7 separate regions of the Homo sapiens genome follow, and regions 1, 2, 3, 4, 5 and 6 are each linked to region 7. The links are chromatin loops, found by intact Hi-C in ENCODE. Cell type or tissue: endothelial cell of umbilical vein. All regions are shown on one strand. Region 1 overlaps MGAT5 (alpha-1,6-mannosylglycoprotein 6-beta-N-acetylglucosaminyltransferase). Region 2 overlaps MGAT5 (alpha-1,6-mannosylglycoprotein 6-beta-N-acetylglucosaminyltransferase). Region 3 overlaps MGAT5 (alpha-1,6-mannosylglycoprotein 6-beta-N-acetylglucosaminyltransferase). Region 4 overlaps ACMSD (aminocarboxymuconate semialdehyde decarboxylase). Region 5 has its middle 47 kb from the start of MGAT5. Region 6 has its middle 50 kb from the start of MIR3679. Region 7 has its middle 8.4 kb from the start of MIR3679.

What was found. A loop is a pair of places that touch in the nucleus more often than their neighbours do. Peaks named below come from ENCODE experiments on the same cell type or tissue, not always from the same donor. Only the 100,000 strongest peaks of a DNase experiment are listed, where the experiment ranks them.
Region 1: a loop joins it to region 7, with 14 times the contacts of the local background. A loop is called at or near these places in 44 of 110 quality-filtered maps.
Region 2: a loop joins it to region 7, with 11 times the contacts of the local background. A loop is called at or near these places in 10 of 110 quality-filtered maps.
Region 3: it touches region 7 in a loop (5-fold over the local background); 2 of 110 quality-filtered maps call a loop at or near these places.
Region 4: it touches region 7 in a loop (4-fold over the local background); 16 of 110 quality-filtered maps call a loop at or near these places.
Region 5: a loop joins it to region 7, with 14 times the contacts of the local background. A loop is called at or near these places in 77 of 110 quality-filtered maps.
Region 6: it touches region 7 in a loop (5-fold over the local background); 26 of 110 quality-filtered maps call a loop at or near these places.

What each region holds. Positions count from the first base shown.
Region 1 is chr2:134,448,893-134,452,892 of GRCh38, reverse strand. MGAT5 (alpha-1,6-mannosylglycoprotein 6-beta-N-acetylglucosaminyltransferase) reads right to left here. Exons shown (of 16, transcript NM_002410.5): 16 at 1-4,000. Among named protein-coding and RNA genes, the nearest start is that of MGAT5, 200 kb to the right of the region's middle. In endothelial cell of umbilical vein, a CTCF peak has its summit at 1,853; a DNase peak (open chromatin) is centred at 1,862.
Region 2 is chr2:134,373,974-134,377,973 of GRCh38, reverse strand. The region is part of intron 10 of MGAT5 (alpha-1,6-mannosylglycoprotein 6-beta-N-acetylglucosaminyltransferase); the gene reads right to left. Among named protein-coding and RNA genes, the nearest start is that of MGAT5, 120 kb to the right of the region's middle. In endothelial cell of umbilical vein, a CTCF peak has its summit at 1,869 (motif pointing left); a DNase peak (open chromatin) is centred at 1,853.
Region 3 is chr2:134,305,614-134,309,613 of GRCh38, reverse strand. All of the region lies in intron 2 of MGAT5 (alpha-1,6-mannosylglycoprotein 6-beta-N-acetylglucosaminyltransferase), which reads right to left. Among named protein-coding and RNA genes, the nearest start is that of MGAT5, 54 kb to the right of the region's middle. In endothelial cell of umbilical vein, no CTCF peak of the experiment used is centred here; a DNase peak (open chromatin) is centred at 2,093; H3K27ac peaks cover 2,946 bases.
Region 4 is chr2:134,895,754-134,899,753 of GRCh38, reverse strand. ACMSD (aminocarboxymuconate semialdehyde decarboxylase) reads right to left here. Exons shown (of 10, transcript NM_138326.3): 9 at 1,315-1,413. The region is part of intron 1 of CCNT2-AS1 (CCNT2 antisense RNA 1); the gene reads left to right. Among named protein-coding and RNA genes, the nearest start is that of CCNT2-AS1, 21 kb to the left of the region's middle. In endothelial cell of umbilical vein, a CTCF peak has its summit at 1,568 (motif pointing right); no DNase peak of the experiment used is centred here.
Region 5 is chr2:134,205,536-134,209,535 of GRCh38, reverse strand. It overlaps a transcript of MGAT5 not described here. Among named protein-coding and RNA genes, the nearest start is that of MGAT5, 47 kb to the left of the region's middle. RefSeq lists a silencer at 2,624-2,918. In endothelial cell of umbilical vein, a CTCF peak has its summit at 1,743; a DNase peak (open chromatin) is centred at 1,765.
Region 6 is chr2:134,175,490-134,179,489 of GRCh38, reverse strand. It overlaps a transcript of MGAT5 not described here. Among named protein-coding and RNA genes, the nearest start is that of MIR3679, 50 kb to the right of the region's middle. In endothelial cell of umbilical vein, no CTCF peak of the experiment used is centred here; DNase peaks (open chromatin) are centred at 1,849 and 3,439; H3K27ac peaks cover 3,079 bases.
Region 7 is chr2:134,116,728-134,120,727 of GRCh38, reverse strand. It overlaps a transcript of MGAT5 not described here. Among named protein-coding and RNA genes, the nearest start is that of MIR3679, 8.4 kb to the left of the region's middle. RefSeq lists silencers at 203-272, 323-482, 503-602. In endothelial cell of umbilical vein, a CTCF peak has its summit at 2,295 (motif pointing left); DNase peaks (open chromatin) are centred at 787 and 2,277; H3K4me3 peaks cover 1,159 bases; H3K27ac peaks cover 1,973 bases.

The DNA.
Region 1 (4,000 bases), 330 kb before region 7:
AACTCCCAGCTTCCTAAATGAGCATGAATCTATTTATGTCCATCCGTCTACTCACATGAAGATGCTCTGCAGCTCCACAGGGATGGATGGGATTAGAATAAAGCCAATATGGAAATTAAAATACTTTTAAATAAATAAAATAATCCAGGCTTGGGATAGTAACACATACAACAGAGCCTGTCGTTAACAAAATAGACTTTTCTTTTTAAATCAAGAATTTTTGGCCAGAGGTGAGGGTGGCAATGTCTAATATACACAAGCTAGGTAAACCACCTTGGAGAAATGGGGTGGCCACCGTGGTCTGCCCTAAAAGGCACACACCTACCTACAGACATACAGTTTCAGTCCAACACATCATACTGATGTCAACCCTGTCAGTGAGCTGCACTGGGCTCCACTCCCAAAGGGGAAGCTCATTATTCACTTTTATTAAATCTTGCATTCACTAAAGAAACAAAAAAGGGGTGCACGTTCTTTCCCTTTCATGATGCTAAAGTATTTCTTCTCCAAGCAGGGCCCTGAACTCCTTGGATGCACCCATTCACATGATTCTGCCTCAGCCACACCTCAGCAAGTGCGTGGGTGGCAGGGAACACAGGCTGGTTGACACGTTGGCAACCAGCAGTCCCAAGGTAGACCCAAAGGTATGGCAGAATCCAGCCCTTTCTTGAGGTTCTCAAGGCTTCACACCCTCCTCTGTGGGTGGAAGTGCACATGCATACACGCTATGGCCTGGCGGGGGGGTTATAGGGAGCGTCTGGTGTCCAGCTTCAACAGCTACAGTGGCTCAAGAACATGTCCTGTCTCTTAGCTGGAGGAGTCTGCTATTGCCCTTCAACAGCATCCGGATTCCAAAAACCCCAAAGAAAAACGAAAAGGCACATCAAGGAAACAAATATCACTAAAGAAACTGACTAATATCTCCAAACGCACAGCAAACACACAAAAAAGCAAACTGTAATGAGCAGTGACACAAACCCAGTCCAAACAAAAATGAAAAGCATCTCCATTTATACATGTGCAAATCAAACTGCATACACAAAATAAATGCGGTGTTTACCAGCATTCAAAGAAGTCTTTTTACTCCTCAAAGTATCTACCTTTCAATGGAAAGCTTTCTCTTTTAGTAAATTAGATGAATGTTTTCCCTCAAGTTTTTTAAGAGCTTAGGATCACAATGGGGAAAATAATCCAAAAAAACAGGCAAGATATTATAGCGGGGAAAAACATTAATCATAACTTAGGATTTCTCTCCCCATGGAACTGTTATCAGCTATAAATCGGTTTAGGATTCTATCAAGATCAGCAATGGCAAAACCTCCGCAGGCTTCCAGCCCACACAGGGGCACCTTCCTCTCCTCTTCCATGCAGGGCAGTTGGAAGCCCCCTCCCCAGTTTCCTCTCCAGGATCACTGACTAGACCTGGGCCAAGTCTGAGGAGGCCTGGGAGCCAGTACACATTCAGGGGTCACTGACTCTTCAGATAATGCCCTAAACAACTGGAGTGTGGGCTTGTTTGCTCCAAGAGCAGCTGCCCTGTCAGTGGAACTCCGGCGCACTTCCACTCAATACTGGACTGGGGGGGATGAAAGAGGGATTTTTAAATGGCAGAAAAGTGTTCTTCTGGGCTGTCTGGCCCGGGCAGGGCGGGTTGTGACTTGGAAAAGAAGGGGAAGGTAGGGAGGCCTTGAACTTAGGGACAGCCAGCAAATGATCCTTGCAGCTTTTGGAACACAAGGCAGGGCTAAGGTTACCTTTCAGCTTCCTTGCTTAAGTAGCAGTGGCTAAGTGGGTTAAACTTTGCTCGGCCTGCAGGCTCCCCCTGTTGGTCAGATACTTGCATTGACATCCTCAGTGTTCAATGCTCCTGGAAGAGCCCAGGAGAGGGCGGCACTGGCCCAGGGATTGCAGGTCAGGGAACTCTAGCAAATTCCCACACCCTAGGGTACAGCCAAGAGGCCCATTCACAAGGAAAAAGCTCTTCCTTACAGCAAGGATGCCAGTCATCTGCCCTCCTACTGCAGGAAACTGCCCTTGCTTAAAAGAAATGCACAGGCTCATACACACACACACACACACACACACACACACACACACACACACACACACTCACTCACCAAGGTTTCCTTTGGACTTCTGCCCTTCTTCCTAGGCCCAAGCAGAGGCTATTCTCAGCCAGGTCTGGAGGCGCCCCTGTGATGATGCTCAGGGCAGAGGCCTCCCCATGGTACTCTACCTGGCAGATGTGCTTGGGGGCCACCTAAGGAGTGGAGGAGGCCCCGGGTGCCCCCCACCCTCCTCTTAGACTGGAGATACAATTGAGACGCACTGAGCAGGGATCTCAGTGGGCCTAAGAAAAAAGGCTGGCTGCACATTTGTGTAGCAATTGAGAAAGAAGCAGAATGTAACTTCCCAGACTTAAAGGCCCCACACTAACTCTAGTCCCCATGAAGCGGAATTCTTCCTTTCCCTCACATTCTGAAAGCTACCAGCCATTACGCCTTGCCCATCAGTTCTGCCCAGCGGAGGCTCCACTGGGCCGCCCTCTGTTAGCAGGAAGGGTGCTTGGAAGCCCCGGCACAGAGCACATCATTGAGCGACTGAGGCGCCCAGCAGAGGCCAAGTGGAGGACGCCAACCGCTCACATTAGGCAGAAGGGGTCTCACTTGCATCAGCATGGAGATGTCAGGGGCTTTTCAGAAACTTACAAACTTGTACAGAGCATGGCAGCAATGATTCAGTGGGGTGGGAACTTATACAAAGGCAGAGCATGGGGGGGTCCAGGGTTTGGAAGGTGGGGTCCAGTGTGTCTGACCAGGCCAACCTGATGACTGATTACTCAACAAGTCAGAGTGATCCTGCCTGAAGGAAAAGCCAGCACCAGATTCCCACCTTTGCGAGCTACACCCTCAGGTGAGTAGCCAGGACAGGGCACTGCATTCATCCTGAGCTGCCCCCACTCCCCCAGCAGACATCAAGAGCCCCCTTCCCTGGACTTTGGTGCCATCAGAGGGGACACAACACAAGCCCACCTGTCAGGAGCCCAGCTCCGGTCGCGCCACAAATTCTTAAGGACCGACTTCACTCCTGTCCAAATCTTGGCTCAAAGATAATCCTCTCCAAGTCCATGAACAGCGTGAGTCTTTCATCTCTACTTTCCTCCTCATAGCGGGGCTGGAGGGAGGGTGAGTTTACCAGAAACTCCAAAATCCCTCAATCCTGTATTTCCTTCCCAAAGGGATTCTAAAAGAAATTACGGCCAAGGTATGTGTCTGGGCATGGGGACATGGAGGAAAGGGGCCTCATCTCCTTTTTCGTCCCTGGCTGGGCTCTCTGGACAACACAGGCACGTCCCCCTGACTGAGGCAGCCCATGCTCTAGGTGCCATCTATGACGATGCCCTGGGGAGTTTGGCTGTGCTTCCAAAGCAAAAGTTTCTTTTGTTCTGCTGCCATCTGTTTTGAGCTGCCAGGTCCCCATGGCTGTCCCTGAGCAGGCCACCAGCCCCACGGCACACGGTCTCTCTCCTGCACCCTGCCCAAAGCAGACAGAACAACAGTATAGTGAAGGTGGATGATTAACAGTGGAAATAAAAGAAGCCTGTGATCAATCCCTCCTCTCCCTCCCGCGGTCCCCTCCCTCCCACCCGAATAAATAAGTTAATGGGTTTAGGAATATTCCCATTCAGAGTTCTTTCCCATCAGCTCAATTCCTCCTGTTTTGTTTTAAAGGACTCTTGAGACTTTCTTTTGCCCTGGAGCAGCTGCAGTGACAGTCTTCCCACAGTTGCTCCTTGAGAAACAGAAATGATGTTGTGCCAGGGACAAGCCAGGCTCCTGGCCTGACATACGCTCTTGTTTTGTTTTGGTGAAGACTCCACTGGGTTGCTCGGAGTGCAGCAAGGGCAATGCCAATTCAGAACCTTCTACGAAAAAGTTCAGGCTCTTGCCAGAGTCCCTGCATGACTTCTGTCCCTGGCCCTGCCTGACGGGGCTGGGGC
Region 2 (4,000 bases), 260 kb before region 7:
AGAAGAGGCTAGGTATGCTGGGTATAGCATATGCCACGTGGACTCTGTTGAGAACTGCTGGAATTAAGCCCAAGGTACCTCCTTGGACACGTCTGGTATCTGCTAGTATGAGCATTAGTCATTTCTCTCTAAAAGAGGAGTTGGAGGCCCTTTTGCTCCGGCTAACAGGAATGGAAAAACAGGTGAGGAAAAAGTACTCAACATGAAAAGAGTTAATAGTTTTGATGGTGGGAGTCCTTTGAAAGACCAAGTCACATCATCTGGGGAAAGCAGGGCCCTGGGAAGACATAAACTATCTCCTGTATCTCTATGACCACTGCCTACATTGCCTTTGTCCATGTAAGTGTTGTGTGACTTTGACAGAAAGAAACCGGAAGGTAAAGGAGCCGTGGTCATAAAACTTATTTTTCTTCCTTTCTACCTTGTTACTAGAATCATGTACTCTTGAGGACACAGCTATTGAATCCTGATTGATAAGCCAATCTCAATTGGCCCAACCCAACTTTCCTGGCCTCCTCTGCAGCCAAGAATGGTCATGTGACCTAGGTCAAATAATGGGGGGAAAGAATCAGAGGAAGGGAAGCTTTAGGAGAAGCTTCTATTTCTTGAGAAAAGGCTCCAGCCCCTTCACCTTTCTTTCTGCTTAGACCACAGCTATGAGGCCTGCAGGCCTTGTGACGCTATGGTGGCAAGCCAATGCATGAGGGATGCCAAAGGAGAGACCAAAGTGGCCTGGGTCTTTGCAGACATCCAGTGAAGAAACCAGCCCCATACCCCACACTGTGTTACATGAGAAAAGTTAACTCTTGCTTCATGGTTGTGAGGTATTTTGCTAATTATAGCTGGGCACACTTTTAATTTATCCAAACAGGTTCCCAGACATAGCTGACTAGCTTGTGACAGTTTGCAAAGAATTTTCAAACCTGTCTCTTGTCTGATCCCTGTGTCAACAATGTGAGCTAGGAAGAACAAGTGCTGTGAGACCGTTTTAAGGATAAAAACATGGTTTAGGTAGGTGAAAGGATCTGGGCAGAGCATGGAGATGGTTAGTGGCAGAGTAGGATTTGTCTGGGCCTACTGAGTTACCATCTTGGATGGTGCTGGTAGGAAGACCTACCCTGGCTGCTAAATGAGTACCGTTTTCAGGGGGCCTATCCTTGGATCACGGTCCTACAGAAGCCAGCACACTGTCACAAAATATAAACAAGGCTAATTCAATATTTTGGTCTCTGGCCTCAGCTGAGAAATAAAGATTGGCCTGCTAGTTTCAGCTGCTTCCACTGAGCCACTGCATGAGGATGAGGGATAATTTCTTTCCTCCCCTAGGTCCAACAGCAAGGAAGGCTCTTCCAGACAGGAGGCATGCTGGGGTTAGAGGTCACAGAGGAGGAATGAGTATCTGGTCCAAATAGTGAGGGATCGGTCCATGAAAGTGGTTAAACTTCTGCTTCTCCTTCAAGTTGTTACTTACATTGTCACTGGTTTAAATGATTCATTTGCCAACTCCTTCGAAGTAAACGTTATCATTAAGAATAAGAAAATAAAAAGACACTGTCTTTAGGACAATTTAGGACAAATTGTGTGTATCTCCAGTAAATGATATCCATTTTAAAAACGGTAAAGAAAAGGAGGGAAGAGGAAGGAGGAGAAGTGAGGGAAGGGGAAGAAGGAGAAAAGGAGAAAGGGAAAGAAAGAGAAAGAATGAAAAGGGAGCGTTTGAATTGAGTATTTCAGTGAAGACTCTCTTAGGCAATAGGTTAAAATTCCACATCTCCCAGAGCCTGGTTTCCTCCTGGAAAAACACAGACAGTGCTGCTGCCTTATAGGGTTGTTGGGAAGCTCCTCATTATTCATTGTCGGTGTGCTGGCACCATCTGGAGGCCTGGCCAAACCTTAGCACGCCTTGAGAACCTGGAAGATCACTAACTGGTCTGGATCAACAGGGCTGTACATTGCTCTACTAATTCCTTATGGTGGCAATGTTACTCTCTGGAGTGCCTGGGGACAACCTGCAGGACCCTCTGGGGCAGCCCTGTACTGACTCTCACCTCTGTGGTCATGAAACACCCCCAGCAGCCTGGAAGAAGATGAAAATACTTGGTGAAAGCCAGCACTACTGACTTTCTGGGCCCTCTCCAGTTGACGAGATGTGCTCTGACATAATTAGGGAAGTGAGATGAAATCCCCCCAACCCACATGTGGACAATCACTCCTGCCTTTTCCCTTAAAGCCCATTTGGGCTCAAGAGATATGCTCTACCACCCAATTTTTAACTTCATTTAAAAATTTCCCTCATTTTTCCCTTGACCAAGTCGGTATTTCTGCTCTCCAAGCTCTCTAAAGGCAGACATATCTTTTGAAGTCCTGATACGCAAGTAAGTTCCTAATAATTGGTTCTGGATGACAAGAATCACATGCAGTGAAAACTGAAAACCAACACATTTCATCTTTAGAATAAAGCTTTGTTTCACTTGTTTTGGAACAAAGGCAAACAGTTGTAGCCCATTTCGGTTTCACTACTCTGCATAGTGGATTTCAGGTTTCCACACAGAACCGTACAGAACCTTTCCTTGAAATCAGTACCACACCAACATAAATGTATTTATTTAGGCTTTTGGGATTTGAGAGGATGGGTTGGAGACAGAGGAGGAAATTACCAAGAGAGAATCCATTCCTTGTAGTCCAGTGTGTTGGCTACAATACATGATGTAATTCAAATCCTGACCACCTGAGGAACCTTTACCTCTATCTGCTTCAGTTCTTTCACTCAAAAGTGGGGTTAATAATAGTATTTACTTCATAGTCATTGTGAAGGCCATGCCTGGAACACAGGAAGCACTAAAATGTCAGCCATTATCATCTCCTCAAGGAGCTCAATCTATCAAAAACAGAATCAAGAGGGAGAGAATCAAAGGCTGGCCAGCAGTACAAATTACAACTGAGCAGGGATAACTCCAGCGTTCCCTGGAGCTCTGCTGTCCCTCGAGACTAGAGCAAGAGTCTCGATTTATCCAGTGCAGTGGCACTATCTCAGCTCACTGCAGCCTTGACCTCCCAGACTGAAGCGATCCTCCCACCTCAGCTTCCCGAGTAGCTGGGACCACAGGAGCATATCACCACACCCAGTTAATTTATGTATTTTTAGAAGAGATAGGGTTTCGCCAGGTTGCCCAGGCTGGTCTCAGACTCCTAGGCTCAAGTGATCTGCCCACCTCGGCCTTCCAAAGTACTGGGATTACAGGCATGAGCCACTGTGCCCGGGCTAGTCCTGATTATGTTGACTGCAGATGGACTCGTTCAGTACTGAGGGCTGCACAGCCACCGCTGGATTTTGAGCATATGCTGCATATATGATTTTTATTTAAGTAAAGAATTGTGTATCGATGCTAAACATGACTTTAGAAGCAAATATATTAAAAATAATTTCTAAGTTGGTTTATCACCGATTCTCAATGCCATAATACCCTTTCTTGCAATTGAAGGTTGAAATCTGCTTCCAACAAATATTCCACATTGTAAAGTCTGCTCCCAATCTGTGTTTTTTATATAAAACTCCATCAACAAGCTCTGTTCTTGCAGGGCCTATGTTTCAAGGTGTTTATGACATGGATCTGCACTGATGTAGAAGGTTCCACAGGGTAAATCTCATGATTTTCACGTCTATCAAAAATTTAAGTATTCCAACTGGCATGGTAAGCCCCCAGGTGCAAATCCATACTAACACTTCATATACTTGTGTATGTGTAAACAGCCACCGGAAAGAGGTCAGACTTCCTTCAACTGGCCCAATGCATTCCACTGGCTTATATGAATCCCCCACCCTTCCCAGATTTAAGATTTGCTTCTCCACCTCCATTTTAAAATCATACAACTAACTTTGCTTTTCTCTCCAAGTAAAAGGCAGAAATCTACACACACTTCTGTTTCCTTCTACTGCTGTGATTTTGCTCCATTGGCTGATGTTTTAAACAATGGTTGATAAGGACCATAGAGAACTCAT
Region 3 (4,000 bases), 190 kb before region 7:
CAGCTGGGGTTAAATAATTGCTACTGACAAAAGTAGGCAGAGCTTATCATCATTAGTCATCAGGGAAATGGAAATCAAGAGCACAATGAGGTACGACTTCACATCAACTAAAATAGTTATAATAAAAATTCAGACAATAACAAGTGTTGCCAAGGATGTAAAGAAAGTAGAACCCTCAACTAGTAGAAATATAAAATAGTGTAGCTGCTTTGGAAAACAGTCTAGCAGTCCTTAAAAAGTTAAACAGACTTATCATCTGAGTCAACAATTCTACTCCTTGGTTTACACTATGAAAGAATAAAAACATAACTACACAAAAATTTGTATGTAAACATTCATAATAGCCTTATTCATAACAGCCAAAATTTGGAAACAATACAAACACCCATCATCCAATTAACAGACCAAATATGGTATATCCATAAAATGGAATATTATTCAGCCATTAAAAGGAATGAGGTGCTAATCCATGCTTCACAGATGAACCTTGAAAACATTATGCTAGATGAAAGCAACCAGTCACACAGGCCACATATGAGATTCCATTTACATGAAATGTTCAGAACCTATAGGCAAATCTAGAGAGAGAGTGAATTCGTGGTTGTTTAGGGTTGAGGAAAGGGAGGAGAGGTGATATGGTGTTTCTTTTTGAGGTGATGAAAATATTCTAACACTGACTATTGTGGTGGTTGCACAACTGAATATACTGAAAGCCACATCGAACTAATTATTTTCATTTTTTGTAGAGATGAGGTCTTGCTATGTTGCCCAGGCTGGTCTCAAACTCTTGAGCTCAAGCCATCCTCCCATCTCAGCCTTCCAAAGTGCTGGGATTACAGGCATAAGCCACCATACTCGGCCCTAAAAGCCTCAAATCAAACACTTTAAATATGTGAAATGTGTGGTATGTAAATTATCTCAATAAAGCTGTTACAAAAACCAGAAAAGTTCTGACATTGACTCATTCAACAAATACTGCACCTAAATTAGAGCATTTGTCATGATTTCAGTACCTTCCTGGGAAGCAAAGAGAAACACAAAACATTATTCACCTTGAGGGAGCCTTAAATATGCTTAGAACCCAAAACTTGCTCACCAGAAAAGGCAATTAACAGCCCAATGCCATATACACTTTCCATGGGCTAGTAGATGGGACATGCGATGAGCCAGCAAAATGGGAAGAATGTGGAGCCCTGAATGTCAGTGCAGAGAAGAGCCATTCTATTGGTCTGGACTGCTCACTACTGGATTATCGTGTGACAAGAGAAACCATCCTCTGTCTCATTTCAACCCTGAATTTTTGGGTCTCTTTGTTGCAGCAACTTAGTTTAAACCTTAAGTAACCACTGGAAAAATGGGATTTGAGTTGAGCTCTAAAGTAGAAGTAGACAGGAGAGAAAAGGAAAGATGAGTACACTGAAGAACAGCGTAATAATGATGGTAGCCAACAGACTGAGCATCTACTAGTAACACCACTGTATCTTATGTACACCGATTACTCGATTGAGCCTCACAATAATAAGTACTATTATCCTTCATTCTACTACAGAAGACACTGAGGCCCAGGCAGATTAAGTAACTTGGCTAAGGTCACAAGTTAGCCATTCCTAGCCCTATCTGCACATTTAAACATTTCTTGGGGACCTTTTAAGAATGTGCCTCACCCTCCAGGCATTCTTATTTGAGTGGCCCCAGGCAGTGGTTCTGCTACCCCCTTTTTTAATGCTCTCCCAACCTCAAGTGATTCTAAAAGGCAGCCACAGCTGGGAATCAATAGAATAAAAGGTGAAATAACACTGAGGAAAAGGAACGGCCAGAGATGGAAAATGGATTTTATGTTATGTTTCAACAATTAGAGTGTTTTACCAGGACAGCAAATCTACCCACAGTGGGTAGGCATAACCAATCAATCATCTCTGTCTGAGAGGGCACAGGAGAGCAGAGCGGGACAATTTGGTTAAAGCAGGGGACTCAGGGTAGGGTAGTAAGAAATACGGTTGGAAAGGTATGCTGACACGGCCTGCCACAGAATCATGAATTCCAGCCTCAGAACATAATTTATCACTGTTATCACAGCAGGAAACCGGAAGGCAACTGAAAACACTTGCGGAGTTTCAGTACAATGGCCAGGGGAAGTAACTAATGTTCTTTGAGTGGAGAAACAACATTTTGAAAAAAAGGTGACATCCAGAGGAAAAGGGGAATGAAAGTCACATTTTGTGGATAAAAATGTGACCATGTGTAATTTAAAAGATATTACTGTATAAAATCTTTACAGTTGAATAGAGTTTATATCTAACATTGTAAATGGCCCCGGAGTTGAAAACTGTCTTTCATTAGTAAGGAAGTCAGGGGTGTTTTTCTGACACAAGGTCTTCAGAACAAATTAAGAATGCTCAAGCCCCCTTCTTTGATTAACAGCAGCTTCTAATGCTTTTCTTAAATAGTCTCTTTAACATCCATTTTCATTAAATTAATGAAAATTAATTAAACATATTCCAAAATGCCGTCATCCCATCGGCCTCTAAAGTTACAAAGCTATAAAAATCTGTGTTCTCTAAATCTCCAAACAGTAGATCAACCCTCTCGTAAGATACTATCTGGCCACCATGCAAGATGCCTCCTCATTAGGAAGAGGCCTGCTCCTGGAACTGACACTGAAATGTATCAGCAGAGAGTAGCACCCGCATGTCCCGGTCTTTTAAAGTCCTTGACCACACTGAACCTCAGCAATGAAAAAGGTAGAAAATGTCATGACTATGCCCTGGAAAAGGCAGGGGCTTTGTCTTGTAAGAGATCTCAGCTGGGATTATCTCTCTGCCTTTTATTAATCACATAAGCTGAGCAGGTTACTTAACCTTCAGGAGTTTCTTCACTCAAAAAACAGAGTCAGCAAAGCCTTCTAACATCTGAGTCACCCTGGCTCCAGGTACTGTACCTGGCACTCATTTATAGCCTCATTCACCCTCAGGACAAACTTCCGAAGTAAAATATGGGATTTTGAAAAAGATAAAGCCATGAGAAGGAGAGATTGCCTGCACCACACTGAAACATCACACACTAGCTCTCATTAGATCATTTAATCTATTTGTACAATATACTCGTCCTATTGTATATTCTCTGTGCCTGTCTTGTCCGTCCCTAATTAATTTTGTCACAATGCTTGGTGGGGTATGAGGTATAGTCAACGACAAAAATGCTTTAGATCTTTTTCAATGAATATAATAGCAAAACAGTGTATGCTATATATATTCTAGCAGCTTTGAGACTGGAAGACAAAACTGAGTTTGTAATATAGTTTGGATAATTAGAGTGCTTTTTAATGCAAAACTCTGCATGTATTCATTTCTATGTAAATACCATTTTCTGTAAGTTTATATTTAATTTTTGCTATCATTTCTTCTGCAACAAAATGTTCCTTAGTATTTTAAGTAATGATGTAAAGGATATGAAATATTCCACGTGGGTATCATATATGTACTTAGTTACAACAAATGGGCCTAATAGGAAATAAACTAGGAGAATGCTAGTTTTATACATCAAAACAAACAAAAAGTTATACAGATATATTCCCAGAAAAAAAAGTTTCTATACATACATTTAAAAGAATAAGATATAATGCTAACATACTGAGACAACCTCAGCTGTCAATTTTGATTTAAGAAAATATACTGAGAAATAGGTGGGAGACATTAAAAATTCAAGATACTTGCAAAACTGTATTATATTCTCGAGTTGGGGGCCTAAGGTGATATTTATAACGATTCTCCTTTTCCAATAAACAAAATAGTGCCAAGCTTTTGCCAAGTCCCCTCTTCTCACATGCAGTTTACTAGAAGAAGGAAAGGGTGTTACACAGATAACTTACTGTAACAGTGACATGCCCTTGCAACACAGAGCACCCATATCTCACTTCAACCTCTCAAAGAGAGGTTTGATTTTTCTTCTAAAACAGGGTTCCATGTTAAGCACAGTTCATAGATTTCTGCCTGTTCTTATC
Region 4 (4,000 bases), 780 kb before region 7:
CCCCTAAAGATTGTTTTCAGTATTACAGCGTTACAATGAGTACCCTTGTACAGAATATCATTGTGAATTTGTGTTAGTATAAAGCCTTTATGCAAGATTACAGAAAAAACTTGAAAGTGATAAGCACATAAGAATAAACAATAAAAGGCATGTAATAATAATTACTATTATTCCATTAAGTTTTTAATCAGGATATGTGGGTCATCTGGTTTCTGTTTAATTTTGGTTAATAGAAAGTTTTTCATTTTCAACCTTTGTTGTTTAAAAAAAAAGATAAAAAATGCCTTTATGACAGCTTCCTACTTTAGGAAGGAAGTGGGTAAATATTTAACAATATTTAGTAGGTAATATTTAACAGTTCAAGACTTTTAGTGCCAAAAGGGACACTTTGTGTATAAAATAGTCTAAGGTTTCCCAGTTAATAACTTGTAACTAGTATACTGAAGAATGAATTTTTCTTGGCATCTGTTAATGTACTTTAAGCCTATTGAGAAGATTTGATGAACAATATCTTTAATAGTTAAGGCAGGGAGAGTTCAAGGTAACTTTTGGATTCTAGTTTAGAAGAAAGCCAAGAATTATGCAAAAGGATTACAACTAAAAGTTTTGTAAGATTTATTAAGAGTTTATATATTCTCATATTGTTATTTTTGGCCATCCCTGACTCCTGGGAGTGATGGGCAGTGAAGGTCTTAGGAAGAACTTATTTTTTTGGAGGATGGGGGTGTGGAAGGAGTGGCAAAGGAGAGGGAAACTGAAGACACTGCATCTCATTTTAAACTCATCTTGGTTTAGGAGTCTAAGGGGTAGACTAGGTAATGGTAGCATTATAGCACATATTAGTATCATTTACCTGCCTTAAAAGTCAAACGCCGGGAAAAAAAATAAAGTCTAGTTACTTAAAGGATCTGATTCCTTGGATCCTTTTAATCAAGACTTTAGTTTCATCATCTAAATAACTAGAGTTATTACAACTTTTGAGATTGGTAGATTTGTAACAGAAGTAATATAGAAAAAATTTAGACATTTTTCCTATGATCTATCTAACATGCAGGCATATTTTATTGTCATATCCTTCTATACAACTTTCTTTCTTGGGTTTATGAATTTAGTTGTACTAGGCTGACTTTCAGCTTTGTCATTTTTTTTGTCCTTTAATAGTTTAGCTATTTATGGAGATAGAGTAATAGTTTTAGGGAATTCAGTGTAATGGTTCCTCTGTTCTTTGTTTTTATATATCAAAGTGCTCTGAAACCAAACCCAATTAGAGCAGGAAAAGTCAGTAAGAAAGCCGTGAAGTAAAAGACATTATACCTTTGTTTCTTCATCAAATTCTTCCATGGACTCTATTAGTTTCCCAGGTTCCAGCTCACCTAGTGGAAAGGGGTAATCGGTTCCCAAAATGACTTTATCCTAAAAAACAAAATATATATTTCTCTGTTGTTTTGTAAAACATGAAAGAGCCTCCTGTAAACAATTGTTTACTTATTACAAACATTCCTGTCATAAAAATAACACATTTTTTCCTGATTAATAGAAACATAAAACTTGTCTAAAATTTTAAAAAGATTTAATGGTTCAAATTTTATTCTGACTTTTTTTTTCCAGCAGGTGTCACTATTAGGTCTCTTTGTTGCAAATCAACCCCATTCTCTCTCTTTTTAAATAACTGAAATATAGAATACTGAAATATAAGAAATTGATATTTATTTACTAAAATATATATATTCAGATGAAATTAAGGGATTCTGTCTTTCTTAGAATGATACATTGCAATTGATTCCACAGTTTTTCAAAACATACTATTAACAGAGTAGGAAAGGAAACATAAAAAACAAATAACTCGATAAAAAGTAAAAAAAAAAAAACAAAAACAAAAACAAAAAATAGAAAAAGAAAATCCCCTATCTCTGGATCAGTTCCTATAAACAATTCCTATAAACTGGATCATAAGTTTTTGAACAGTATAGCTTTGAATTTCCATTTGACACTTTATACAATAAAATACGTAGGCTTGTCAATCTACAAATATATTAAGCACTGTGTCAGACAATGTGCTAGAATTTAGATGTACCCTTGTCAACAAAACAGACATGGTTCCTTTTCTGAAGGAACTCATAATCAAGTGAGAAAGATATTATGTCAATAATGGCAATTTATCAAAGTAAAATAAAATAAAAATTCAAACCAGAAATTTTACTTCTCAAAATGTATTCCACTCATACACTTGTGCTGGAAAGATATACAAAGAAATAAATTGCAACATTATTTGGAACAGCAAAAGACTGGCCAATTAAATTACAGAATATCTCCAAATAGAAAAGAATAAAGAATACTTACATATGCTGAAATGGAATAATCTCCAAGTTACAGTGTAAAGAAGAATGATCTTGAAGTTATAAAGAGAAATAAAGAGTCTAGAACAATGTGTCTGCTATGCTTTGATTTCTGTTTTCAATAAGGTACCTATAGACCCACAAATATATGTTTGTATATATACAGTCTATTTCAGGAATGGTATCTAAGAAACAAATAACATTAATTTCCTCCATGGAGTAGGACTAGGGCTTGGGGGTCAGAATATCCCCTTTTCTTTTTTTTTTGAGATATAATTCACATACCATAAAATTCACCCCCTTTAAAGTGTATAATTCAATGGGTTTTAGTATATTCATAAGTTTGTGTAATCATTTCCACTAATTATAGAATGTTTAAAAAAATTTTTTTCATCTTATATAACCACAGATTTTTGTCACCTCCAAAATAAACCCTGTACCCATTAGCAGTGACTCCCCATTCTTTTCTCCCTCCAGCCCTTGGAAAACACTAGTTTACCCTCTGTGTCTCCAGAATTGCCTGGTTGGTACATTTCACATAAATGGAATCACATAATATGTAGCCTTCTTTCATTTAGTTTAATGTTTTCAAGGTTCACCCATGTTATTGCTTGAATCAATACGTACCTAAGAGTGGAAGTGCTGGCGCATATGGTGAGTCCATGTTTAACATTTTGAGAAACTATTTTCTACCATGGCTGCAGCTTTCTACATTCCCACCAGCATGTATGAGGGTTCCAGTTTCTCCAGATCCTCGCCAACATTGGTTATTCATCTTTTTGATTATGGCCATCTCAGTAGGTATGAGGTGGTATCTCACTGTAGTTTTTATTTGTATTTCTCTAATAAGTAATTATGTTGAACATCTTTTCATGTGCTTATTGGCTATTTGTATCTCTTCCTTGGAGAAATGTCTACTAAGATCCCTTGTGTACATTCATGTCCATTTTGTTATCTTTTTATCATTGAGCTATAAGAGATCTTTGTGTGTTCTGAATACTAGAGCCTTATAGATACATGATTTGCAAATATTTTCTCCATTCGGTGAGTTGTCTTTTTTACTTCCTTGGTATTGTCTTTTGAAGCACAAAAGTTTTAAATTTTGATGAAGTCTTCTTCATCTATTATTTTCTTTGGATGCTTGTACTTTTGGTGCCATAGCAAAGAAACTATTGCCTAACCCAAAGTCACAAAGATTTACACCTATGGTTTCTTCTAAGAGTTTGTGGTTTTAGTTCTTCAATTTAAGTCTTTGATCCATTTTGAGTTAATTTGCATGGTGTAAAGAAGGAGTCCAACTTTATTTATTTTTTTTACATGTGGATATCTACTCTTATCTCACTATCATATGTTGAAAAGACTATTCTTTATCACACTGAATTGTATTGGCACCCTTGTTGAAAGTCAGTTGATCTTTATGTCTGTCTTTAGGCTAGTCCCATAGAGTCTTGATTACTGTAGTTGTGTAGAAAGTTTTGAAGTTGGGAATGTGACTGTGCCAATTTTGTTTTTTCTAGATTGTTTGGCTATTCTGGATCCCTTGCATTTTCTTTTTTGAGACGGAGTTTCACTCTTGTCACCCAGGCTGAAGTGTAATGGTGCGATCCTGGCTAACTGCAACCTCTGCCTCCCGGATTCAGGCAATTCTCCTGCCTCAGCCTCCC
Region 5 (4,000 bases), 89 kb before region 7:
GCCATAAAAAATGATGAGTTCATGTCCTTTGTAGGGACATGGATGAAATTGGAAACCATCATTCTCAGTAAACTATCGCAAGAACAAAAAACCAAACACCACATATTCTCACTCATAGGTGGGAATTGAACAATGAGATCACATGGACACAGGAAGGGGAATATCACACTCTGGGGACTGTGGTGGGGTCGGGGGAGTGGGGAGGGATAGCATTGGGAGATATACCTAATGCTAGATGACACGTTAGTGGGTGCAGCGCACCAGCATGGCACATGTATACATATGTAACTAACCTGCACAATGTGCACATGTACCCTAAAACTTAGAGTATAATAATAATAATAATTAAAAAATAAAAAAAAAAATAAAAAAAAAAAAAAAAATAAAAAAAAAATAAGCCAGTTCTATATACAATCCCTCTGCCCATCCACCTCCTCATCCCCGGTAAATACACAAAAACAAAAGAGGAAGACAAGTGACTGCAAGTGACACAGGGGAAGTGAGGTCTGGGTCTTCCCATGCACAAGGCCTCCTTCATGCTGATGTAACAGAACACCAGGAAACCCTGCTCCCAGAACACTGGGGAAAAACAGACACTGACCACAACACTGGGGCATCTCCTTATTGATTCTCTCGGTTATTTATTTTCCCCAGAGGCTGGGAGTAAGATAATGCTTTCCTAAAACAAAGAATATGGTATAAAAACAAAATTTTTTAGAAGTCCAGCCAAGAAAGGCCACATAGGTGGGTAAGGTAATGTTTTATTAAATGTTTACATTCCCTAGATATTAAGTTTCAGAACTTGTCTAGGCTCTGTTCCCTTGGGCATTTCATACATAAGTAATACAAGTTCTTCCTTAGCTTTTATCCACAAATGGGATAAAGACCATGTTTCTGGTATACATATGCATCTATGTTATTTATATTATAACAACTATAGTAAATAAATGCATGTTTTTGCCTGCTGGGAATAAAGGCATATCCTATCCTCATTTCTCACATATTCTACTTAAAATGTTCCTAAGTAGCTTACCAGCTACTCTCTTATCTGCTGAAACTAACCAAATTCTGGCTGATGGTCAAAGACTATTTCCCTTGGGCACCAAGCTTCCTAAACAGTCAGGATGGTCTAATAAGGTTTTTTCTGAGTGTGGTACATTTACACCGTAGCATACATACTAATAGTTAAGTATTTGTTGCAACATGCATACGCACATCAAATTCATAAGCTGCTATATGCTGTCAATTAGAATGAGACCAAATTAAAATAAATGAGTTGATGCAGGATAAACTGAAGAAAATATGTTAAGTAACAAGTATAGGTGGTAACGTGAATATGGTGGAAACTAAGTCCAAAGTTTGGAAAATACTGGTCTGCTTAAAAAAAAAAAAAGTTCGGCCAAGAGTCTGAAAACTCTGATTCTATGTGCTGTCTTAATGTGTCCTTGGGGATCCTTCACTTATCATCCCTAGGCAGGCCTCACTACAATGATAGCAACAAAGCTGATAGGGTTAGGACAGTGTGACAAATGTGAAAACTTTTGGAAGTAGAACGCAAAGTCTTTTCACCTTCCAATCAGGTGTGACCACTGGCCAGCTGAGAAGCATGGACCTTTAAGTTATGACACACAAACCAACAAGGTATCAGAGTCAATGCTAATCCCTCTCCTTAAAACCTCCCTGAGTTGTGGAAAGTCATCTTGCCAAGCCTCTGGGCAAAGACCTCCTGAGGTTGGCTTGGTGGCAGGCAGGGGGCGGTAGATGGCAAGAGCACAAATGATACATATCACTGCAACCTGGTGTCTGATCTCAATAACACCTCTGCACAAGACCCCTGGTAAGGCAGGGCTTTCCAAGGTCAGGATTTGCCACTAAGCTCTTAAAATCTCTTCTGATCCTAGCAGAAGTAAACGATCAGTATCTCTGGTAAGCAACTGTATTTTTCTTTTTTTTTTTTTTAACCTTTCAGTGTCATTGTGAGGTTTGCCACATGCCTTGAGAAATAAAGCCCAATCTGAATGCTCAAACATGAAAGTCTGGCTGGCTCAGGCAATTGGAAGAAGATACCCATGCATGGTAACCGCTGAATGACAAGTTAGGTTTCCTGGAGAGAAAGACCTAACTATTCACCTTATATACTTAAATAATTGCCTCCTTTTTAAGGCAAAATAACAGCTCCTAAAGATGTCTCTGTCATAGCCCCAGAATCTGAGTATGTTACACCTTACATGGCAAAGGGCAATTAAGGATGCAGATGGAGTTAAGGTAGCTAATCAGCTGACCTTAAGATAATTATCAAGGTGGGTCTAATGCAATCACAGCGTCCTTAAATGCGGAAGAGGGAAGCAGAAGAATCACTATCTAAAAAGTGTCAAAGACTGGCTTGAAGACATAAGAAGCCATGAGTGAAGGAATGTGGACAGACTCTAGAAGCTGGAAGAGTCAAGAAAACAGATTCTAAGAGCCTCCTGAAAGGAACACAGTCCTGCTGACACTGGATTAGCCCAGTGAGACTCTGTATTGGTTCCCTATTGCTGCTATAACAAATTGTCATTAATAATTACCTATACTTAGTGGCTTAAAACAACAGAAAACTCTTCTCTCACAGTTCCAGACTCCAGATGTCTGAAATTGGTATCACTGGGTAGAAGCGAAGGGGTAGGCAGGACAGGGCCGTGCTCCCTCCAGAGGCTCTAGGGACAGTCGGTTCCTTGCCTCTTCCAGCTTCTGGTGGCTGCATGTATTTTTTGGCTTGTGGCCACAGCATGCTAATTCCTACTTCTGTGGTCACACTGCCTTCTCTTCTGAGTAATCCTCCTCTGCATCTCTGTGAGGAGAACATTTGAGGTGGCATTTAGGGCCCATCTTGACAATCCACGATAATTGCCCTATCTCAAGGTGCTTAATCACATCTGCAAAGACCCTTATTCCACATAAGGCTACATCCACGTTTCAGGAGTTACAGCCTAACACCTGGAGGGTGTTAGCCTACTACAGAGCCGTTTCAGATTTCTTACCTCCAGAACCATAAAATAAACATGTTCTTTTAAGCCACTAAGTGTAATAATTTGTTACAGCAGCAATAGGCAATTAATACAGCTCCTGTCTCTCAAATGTGTGCTACAGATCAGGACAAGGTCTGGGCATGAGGACAGAGCTAGCTCACCCCTACTATTCACATCAGCATCCTGGCGATCCTTTGTATCCAGAGATGTTGCTCCTTCTCCCATTAGCATACTTGACAGGATAGAATGCTAAGACTCAGCAGGAAGTGGCCATTAGAAGCTTCAGAAATCACTTCTCTTTCCTCTCGCTGATCACAGGTTTCTTAAGTAAACTGTATAGTAATTCAAAGCAAAGCTTAGGGGAAAAAAGGAACTGACATTCATTTCAGAAAATTCCTCTCAATAATGAGTACACTCCATCCACAAATGTCAAAGAGCTTTGCTCACAAAGCCAATAATCCCTATCACAAATATAAGGCAATGTAAACATTTAAGAACCATATTCCTCAATTAGGAACAGCCTTTTTGGGTAGCTTTCCTAGCATTCCAGTGGCAGAACATACACTTTTAAGCAGTTATTAATCACTATTCTATCTCTTGGCATGCTGTAATGCTGGTTTTCTAACATCTCTGCAGGGATTTCTATTTATAGAACTGCTCCTTCTCATTGATCTGCCTTCAGGACACTGAAGCAATTCCCCAGCTGACTTCTCTCCCAGAACTCACCTTGTTGGGACACCCCTGGGCTCTGTCCTCAAATCTCTTCTCTATCCATATTCTCTCCCTCAGCAAGTGTACCCTGTCCCACGACTGCAAATGCCAACTGTAAGTGGAGGCTCTCAAATTCATGTATCTATCCTTGACCCCTCAACTGAACAAGGTCCAGATCCAAACATCCATGTGCCACTCATGAGCTCCACTTCAGTGTTTAGTATGTATCCCCAGCTTAGCAGGCCCGAAAGAGAGCCGCTGCTTTCTGACAGACGCACAAAGCA
Region 6 (4,000 bases), 59 kb before region 7:
AAACATTGCTCCTAGAGAAGATACAGGGTTGGGTACCCGCGAGCCCCTGGTCACAACATTTTCACCAACTGATCAATGCATAGTTGATGTGTGTGTTTGACGACACCTTATGTTACTGATTCTTTAACACTGAAATCACAGCCAACACTACTACAACTTACGCCTGCATGAAGCTTATCTAGCAAACGTATTTTCTCCCTAAGATACATCGCAGCCTTCTCCAGCCTTCTTGTGCTTAATAACACTAGACAACCCCTCAGCACTATGCTTGGGGGCCATTTTAAGCAGTAAAATCACTTTTTTAAAAAAAGGCACAAAAAAAGGATAAACACGGTACTAACCAGGTAGAAGAAGAACACTTATTTGCAATATAAGAGCTGAAGCAAGAAGGCCTTGTTCATCCGCAGCTGGGAACATGGACACCAGGCAACTCAAATCTTCTACTCTGTATGTCCATGAATGACCAGGAAAGTGCAGAGTATTGATTTCAGGGTTACAAATAAGTATTAATGAGGACACAAATTCACAAATACAGAAATCTGAGAATAATGAAGATGGACTATACCTGCCTTCACAGATGGCTTTGATGAGTCAATGAATTAATGCAGATAAAGCACACAGGAAACATTCAGTAAATGTTAGTTATTAACAGGGAGTCAAATATGTAAATATCATGCAGTGTAAAGAGCATGACAGAAACATGAAGAGAGGACACAGGTGTTAACAAAGCCACAAAGGAATGTGGCACGGGGGAAGGGAATCAAGAATTCAAGTTCTTTCCCTAGAGCAATCTCTTACTCCTCGACTTATCTTCCTTTGCACCAACGTTATAATCCTTGTGCCACAGCCATCTGCCTTTTTGCTCTCAAATCCATTCTCTGCATACTTTGTCCTTTTACAAATATCACAGGAAACTACATTTCCCAAGCTCCCTTGCCACCTGGTTTCTAGTAGTGCTGGCCTGTGGGAGGTACCATCAGAAGCTGGGAGGGGAAGGTGCCTGGGTCTCTCTCCCAACTCCATTTGCTGGGTGGGATAACCTTCTCTAGGGAGACAGCTCTCTCCAAAGGACCCAATGCCCTTTCCATCAGCTGCCACCCCCACCACCCTGCCTCCACAGTCCTGGGGGTGGACATCTTCCTGAGGTTACAAATCTCTAGGTTGCTGTAACAGTCTGGTAACTCTCCTCTTTCATCACCTAAATATGCAATTATCTGTATTAGAATCTGTTAGAAATGCCTAGTCTAGTTTTCCTGATTCATGCCCTATGAAACACTGGCTCTAGAAGCAATTTTTAGAAGTTTTAGTTTTAGATGTTTTTACAGCCTAAAAGTTTCCTGCCTAGAATCTCTCCCAAACTCACTCCCAAAATCTCACCTCTTTTTTTTTTGAGAGAAAAAAACAAAACAAAACAAAACTGGTTTTGTCTTTAATTCACCACTGCACGAAGAAAAAAAGCACACTTATGCAAATATTACAGCTATTTAAGTTTTTTAAATCACATTACATTACCTCTGCCACATTTCATCATGGGCTACCAATTGGCCTCACACCGATACACCTATGCAGTTTCCCTCTGCTTAAGTGCTGTGTACTTTTTGAGAACCGAGCACTACTCTCAACTCATAAATACCTTGACTTTTTAAACAAAATCCAAATGCAGCCTATGGCACATCGCCAATTCACTCTCATTGTCAGCATCGGCCATTCCGTGCTGCTGACTGCGAGCCTGCATGAGCACTGGCCATTAATTCTGAGGCAACTTCCATTCTCTGCTTTCCATTGTTTCTTACTCCAGTGCATAAAAATTTCATGCCTGACCATCATCATGCCCAGGCGTAATAGATTAATAAATCAGTTCATTTGGACAGAAGAATGCAATAGTGAGTAAGATTCTGATCAGTGAATCAGAAGAACGGGAAAGGGCAGGCGAGAGGAATGCCAGCTACTCACTGAAATCCGCACTCTTGTCATCTTCCTGGGCACACAGCTGGACCTCGCTTCCCTGCCAGGGGTGACCAGGTGACTGTGTTCTTGGCAATGGAATGCGAGTAGAAAGTGACGCTAACCACAGCCAGACCCGGCCCTAAAAACCTCCATGCTGGCTCCTCCATCAGATCCCCCCAGGCCTGTGGGCTGGAATGACAGTTACAGCAGGATGACCTAGAGAACCTGTTTTCAAAAAGTCAAGGCCTAAAGCCTGGGTTGCTACAGAAGTTCTTTAAAGAGGTCATTCCCTCCCATCCCATAGAACTGTTTATCAACCTAAAACTATGAACAAGAAAAAACTTACACTAGATGCAAGATTACTATAAATAGAGATACATACACACACACACACACACGGGTTCATTTGTTACAGGAGGTCCCTATCACAGGACACGTGCCTTTCAAATGAGTGGGTCAGATATCTGGTCATGGTGGCTGAGGGGGTATATGAGATAACTGCAGCATGTCCCTTCCAGAAGGAGCCCTAAGGGGAACCCACTTGGGCAAAGGCTCAGAAACAAGCACCTGTTCCTGGTCCCACATGTCCTGTCGGGAGACCAGTGACCTGTTAAACCACCACTTTCATCCTATAGCCTAAAAACCAAGACCCTTGGAGGTCAAGGTGGGCCTCCAGGCATCCAAAGGCAGAAAAGAGCTGAGACCCACCTCTCAAAGGTCAGTGCCACTCCAAGGGGAGCCTGCAGCACACTGCCAGTCCACCAAGTATTTGTTTCTGCTCTATGATCAATACTGAAATTGAGTGTAAGTGTTCTAGAAACTTTTATAGCAATTTGCTAAGGTAATATTATGTCTTTGAATCTAATAAAATTAGGGGCTTGTATTATAGACTTTTTAAATGTCATTTTTCTAGTCGTTTATTCTTATCAGTTCTTGATGGTTTAGAATTTTTTTTTTTTTTTTTTTTTTTAAGACAGAGTCTCCCTCTGTCACCCAGGCTGGAGTGCAGTGGTGTGATCTCGGCTCACTGCAACCTCCGTTTCCTGGGTTCAAGCGATTCTCCTGCCTCAGCCTCCCTGAGTAGCTAGAATTACAGGCATATGCCAGCACACCCAGGTAATTTTTGTATTTTTAACAGAGAAGGGGTTTCACCACGTTGGCCAGGCTGTTCTCGAACTCCTGACCTCGCAATCCACCCCACCCCGGCCTCCCAAAGTGCTGGGATTACAGGCGTGAACCACTGTGTCCAGCCTAGAATTTTTAAGAACTATTTTTCCTCCTTCCCAGAGTCCCAAAACTCTTCAGCCAATTCCCAAGGCCTCCACACCCCCTTCCCAATCCTTCCTGCTTTACTCTCAGGAGGCTCTCCTCCATGTTCTGGCCCAGCAACCCCCTTCAGCCTTCCTCTCAAGGTGGTACCTCTCTCTGTAAACAGTAGTCTTAACCTTCCCCAGCCCCTCCAACGTGCTAGCCATGGGCACCAATTCCTATAAGCCATCCTGAGGATCTGGCCAAAACAAACAGTTAAATGGATGACTAGTCATAAAACAACATGATTGTAAGCTATCATAAAATAATCCAGGACCCTGCTCCCAGAAAATAGCCAGTTAAAAGAAAGAAGGAGAAACCTGTCTGTGGGTCCTACCCACATTAATTAACCTGAGGAAGCACCTCCACCTGCCTGACAGATGCCATCTATCCATCACTCTCAACCCCAAAGACAAAGTAAAGCGGCCTCCACCCCTTTCTTCCAGGGAGGTGGACACACATGGAGAAATCCCAAACCTGGCTTGGAGAGAAAAGAGAAATTATTCACAAAGTGGCATCAACTATGATGAAGTATTATGGGAAGGGAACAGGATGTGGAGACAGCATCAGCTCCGCCAAGTGGGACCCACTGAATTACCCCATCACAGGGGAGTCCTGAACTAGCCGGAAGAGGAGGGAGGAAAGAGGAAGGGGATTCTCTCTCACACACTCATGGCTCCTTGAAACTGAATTAAGAGGGGAAATAGATGGCAGTGACCTAACAACAAAGGAACCCGTAGCTAAG
Region 7 (4,000 bases):
CCCGGCCCACGCCTGCGGCGTGACCCCCACCGGGCTCCTCCGCGGTCCGAGCGCCCATCTGCCATCCCCCGCCGCTCGCCTCCAGCCCGCGCAACCAGAGCTTCCTTTGGACTGTCCCTAGGAATGCCAACAAGCCCCCTCGTCACGGGGCGGGGGGGGTTCAGCCTCCCCTGGGAGGGGCTGCCCGGGGCAGGTGGGCTTCTCAAGGCGCGTCTCCCGGCTCCACTCCGGCGTCCTGCAGAGCGGCCGGGGCCGGGGCACCCACGCAGGCGGCAGAGGAGCGACGGAAGGAAGCCCCCGACCGCGCCGACCCCGGTGCGGGCTCTCCTCGCCCGCGCCTGGTTCCCCGTGCCCCCCGCGGTCCCCTCTGCGCGCATCACCCCGCGGGGATGACGAGCTCCCTCCGACGCGATCACCCGGATCCGGCAGCTCTTACCTCCTTGTTGGGCAGCAGCAGCAGCCGGGAGCACCCGCCGGCCGCCGTGCCCACGCGGCCCGAGGCGCGAGGTCGCGACGCCCCGAGCCTGCGGCGCGGCTACCTGGGCTGGATCGCGCCCGGGGCCGCCGCCGCGGGAGCCGCAGGGCCGCCGCCGAGCGGGCCGCGGCAGGGACGGTCTGCAAACTACCAGCCCTGGCGGGGCCGCGCGCGGCGCGTCCACACTCAGCCCCGAGACGCAGCAGAGGCGCTCCTGTGGGAGCTCAGTCGACCAGGGCGGGAGTCCGTCCTCAATTTCTGGCAACCTTCCCCTAGCCAACCTCACCAACTTCTCCCCGCTTCTGGGCTCGCGGCTCTAGAAGGCAGAAATTCCGGCCGGGGACGTTTGGCAAACTCCCCGCCCCCGGCCGCGCGCTCAGCCAATTCGGAACGCCCCAGCTTCTCAGGGGCCGTCGGCAAACTCTCAACCCTGTCTAGGAGGACTTCTCCCAGCCACTCTGTTCCGCAGCCCAAGGGGAGAGAAAGGAGCGAGCGGGACCTTCTGATCGCGGCCATAAATAATATCCTAACAAGGTCAGGGGCAGTGTGCAAATATTGATATGACGATGCATCCTCCGGAGTGGTGCAGTCCAAGCCCCAAAGGACAAGGGGCCTTCCAGCAGCGAAGCCCACTGATGGGGAGACTGTGGTCTCAACCATCTTAGAGGTGCAGGCAACTTTAACAAAACGCCCTGAGGCTCAGTTTCCTCTTTCGTAGAACGCATTACACAAAGCAGTAGGTATACTGCCATTTGGTTTTTGTGACCTTGGGCAAGCCACTTAACCATTTGAATTCATCTTTATGAGCATAACAAATGCTGCTTCATGAGGTTATTGTGAAGATGATATGAAATATATGTGAAATACTTAGGGATATGTGGCACTTATAAATGAAATCCATTCTTTCTTCTCTGCCCTGCTCCCACTCCCGGATTTTAGGAACACTCTGGACGAGCTAGCTGAAAACTGCACTGTTGTAAATTCACAAATAAAACACATCCCGTGCCCTGAAGGCACCACAAAGAACATTGACTGACATGAGAGATTAAATCCAACCAAGCCCCAGGAGAGAGAATGCCATACATTTACATCGATAAGCATTATAGTTTCTTGTTAAGTAGTATCTGGAATGGAGGAAGAGTGGGCTATTGAGCTAGTGGTAGAATCCACAAGACCATAACCCCAGCAATTTCCAGACCCCATAACCAGTCACTACATCCAGACCTCATAAGGATTCATGTTCAGTTTCCCCTCATCTGCCCTGCAGGACTTCACCCCTACTTCGTTGTCCTCTCTGGGGTCTTATTTCTTGGACTTAGCTCGCCCCCACCCTACTACGCACCCTCCCCACCAGAGGCATTTACAAACGAGGATCATGGAATTTTTAGACCCTAGGAATGATTCAGTCCCTTTCCTTCATTTTGTAAGTGAGCTCATAGCTGGTTGAGGTCTCCTGACCCCAGGACCTTTTAATAGGGCATATCCATAGCCTCTCCTGCACTGAGCAAGCTCTGGGCTTTGGGCACCTTATGTCAATCCTGTCTTCAAGTTTAGCTGGAGGAAATGGCTCTAGCACTTCCTGACCAGATAAGCCCCAAATTATCAGCCACTTGGCTCCTCAGCTGTTAGAAACTGTCGAGTCAAGATACTCAAAAACCACAGGGAAATCTGCAAGGCCAGGATGACTAAGAAAAGACCTTTTGGTGAAATCCCAGTAATGTTCTGAGGCACGTATTTCCCTCAGTCCCTTGAGAGAAAATAGTATCTTTAGCTCTCCCCAAGCACCAGGAGGGAAATAGAAGAATGGTGACATCTGGTGGCCGGGACTTGCTGTACTGGATACAGATCATGTAGATTCTAATCATAATAGATTGGATTTGAAGTCAAGTTCCCACGGGTGGTTAATAATGATACCACCTGGTTGCCTAGAGATTTCTGAAAGGCATCAATCATTTCAACTTTATGAACCCACTGCTATAGAGGATATTACAGATGGTTTTTGTTTCAGGATATTTTTTATAAAAAGTATATGTGTATATAGAGAAATTAAGTAAATTCGTTTGTATACACAAATATACATTTTCCATATTTGTATTACATAGTCTATTTATTTATATAAATCATATACTTGCCATGCGTTTAAGAAAAAGTAATACTATCTAAGTTGTTTTCCCCACAGTTAAGATTACAATTTTTATTATTAATTGCTAAAGGATACTGTTTATGGACATAAGGATGCTTATTAGGATGCAGCTGTATATTTCATCACATCCTCTCAAGAGACCGTTCATTACAAGCTTAGGAAGAAAATAACATAGCAGGATTTCAATAGTGAAAGCCCTGGCAGCTGATGGCCAAGGTCGTGCATTCCTGGTGAACAGAGATTCATTTTTAGCATTTTCACCACTTGCAAACAATGGGTGTCAGGTTAGAAAAAGAAAGATATTTAGGACTATTTCACAACAATGCAACAGTGTTTGTTGGTATTGCTAAGTCTACTCTAACTGTATTGCTTCATTTCTTTTCATTTGTCTGTCACATATATAGTACTTTAAATAATTGCTCAATTATAAGCATAGTAAACACAGCTTTTTACATATAATCAAGTATAGTCAGCCCTCCATATCTGCGGATTTCGATCTGTGATTGATTGAATCTGAGGATTTAGGATCCTCCAAATCCATGCTTACAGAGGGCCAACTATATATTGTTTCTCAGCATCTCTTACTAAGCTGTATGTGAATTACATTTTAACAATTCATGGAGTAGATTTTACTATACGTATTTCATAGAAAAAGAAGCCAAGACTTAGTAAAGGTAAGTAATATACTTACAGATAGGCACTGTTGATAAGGATCACAGCCAGGATTGAATCCAAAGTTTGCCTGACTCCAAAGCCCAGAACCTTTCTATTACACCATGCTTCTCACCCCAGATAACCAGGAAGAAAGGAAGATCCATGCAGAAAGTACTGTGAATAATACAGTAAATATTAAAGGGGATATTTAAGGTACCCTACATAGACCAGGTTTCTTGACCTATTCAAATTGCATGAAAATTATAGCAACAAAATAACAATTATGTATGTAAACCTTATAAAGCTGAGACCCATGTGGTTCAGTCTTGGAACTGGTGTCTGTGAAATAAACAAATGAAATTGTTTTTCTGCCCTGGACCTGAGCTCTAATGGCTTGAGGAATTATCCACTATGTAATCTTGGTACAAGGTAAAACCTCTGATGGTAAAGGTGCTGACCAAATTTTTAGGGCAGCATTGCTAGTGGTAGTGCCCAGTGGCTGATGCCATAATGTGGATGATGTAAGCTGTGATGCCTGGCAGATAGTGATCCAGGTGACAGCATCTTCACCTTGCCAGATTTTAGGAGTTCTTTCTACGTGCATTCCTCTGGCCTCCGTCTTCTTCTTCTTTCTTCTTTCCTCTTTTTTTGAGACAGATTCTCACTCTTTTGCCCAGGCTGGAGTGCAGTGGCATGATCACAGCTCACTGGCAGCCTCGACCTTCTAG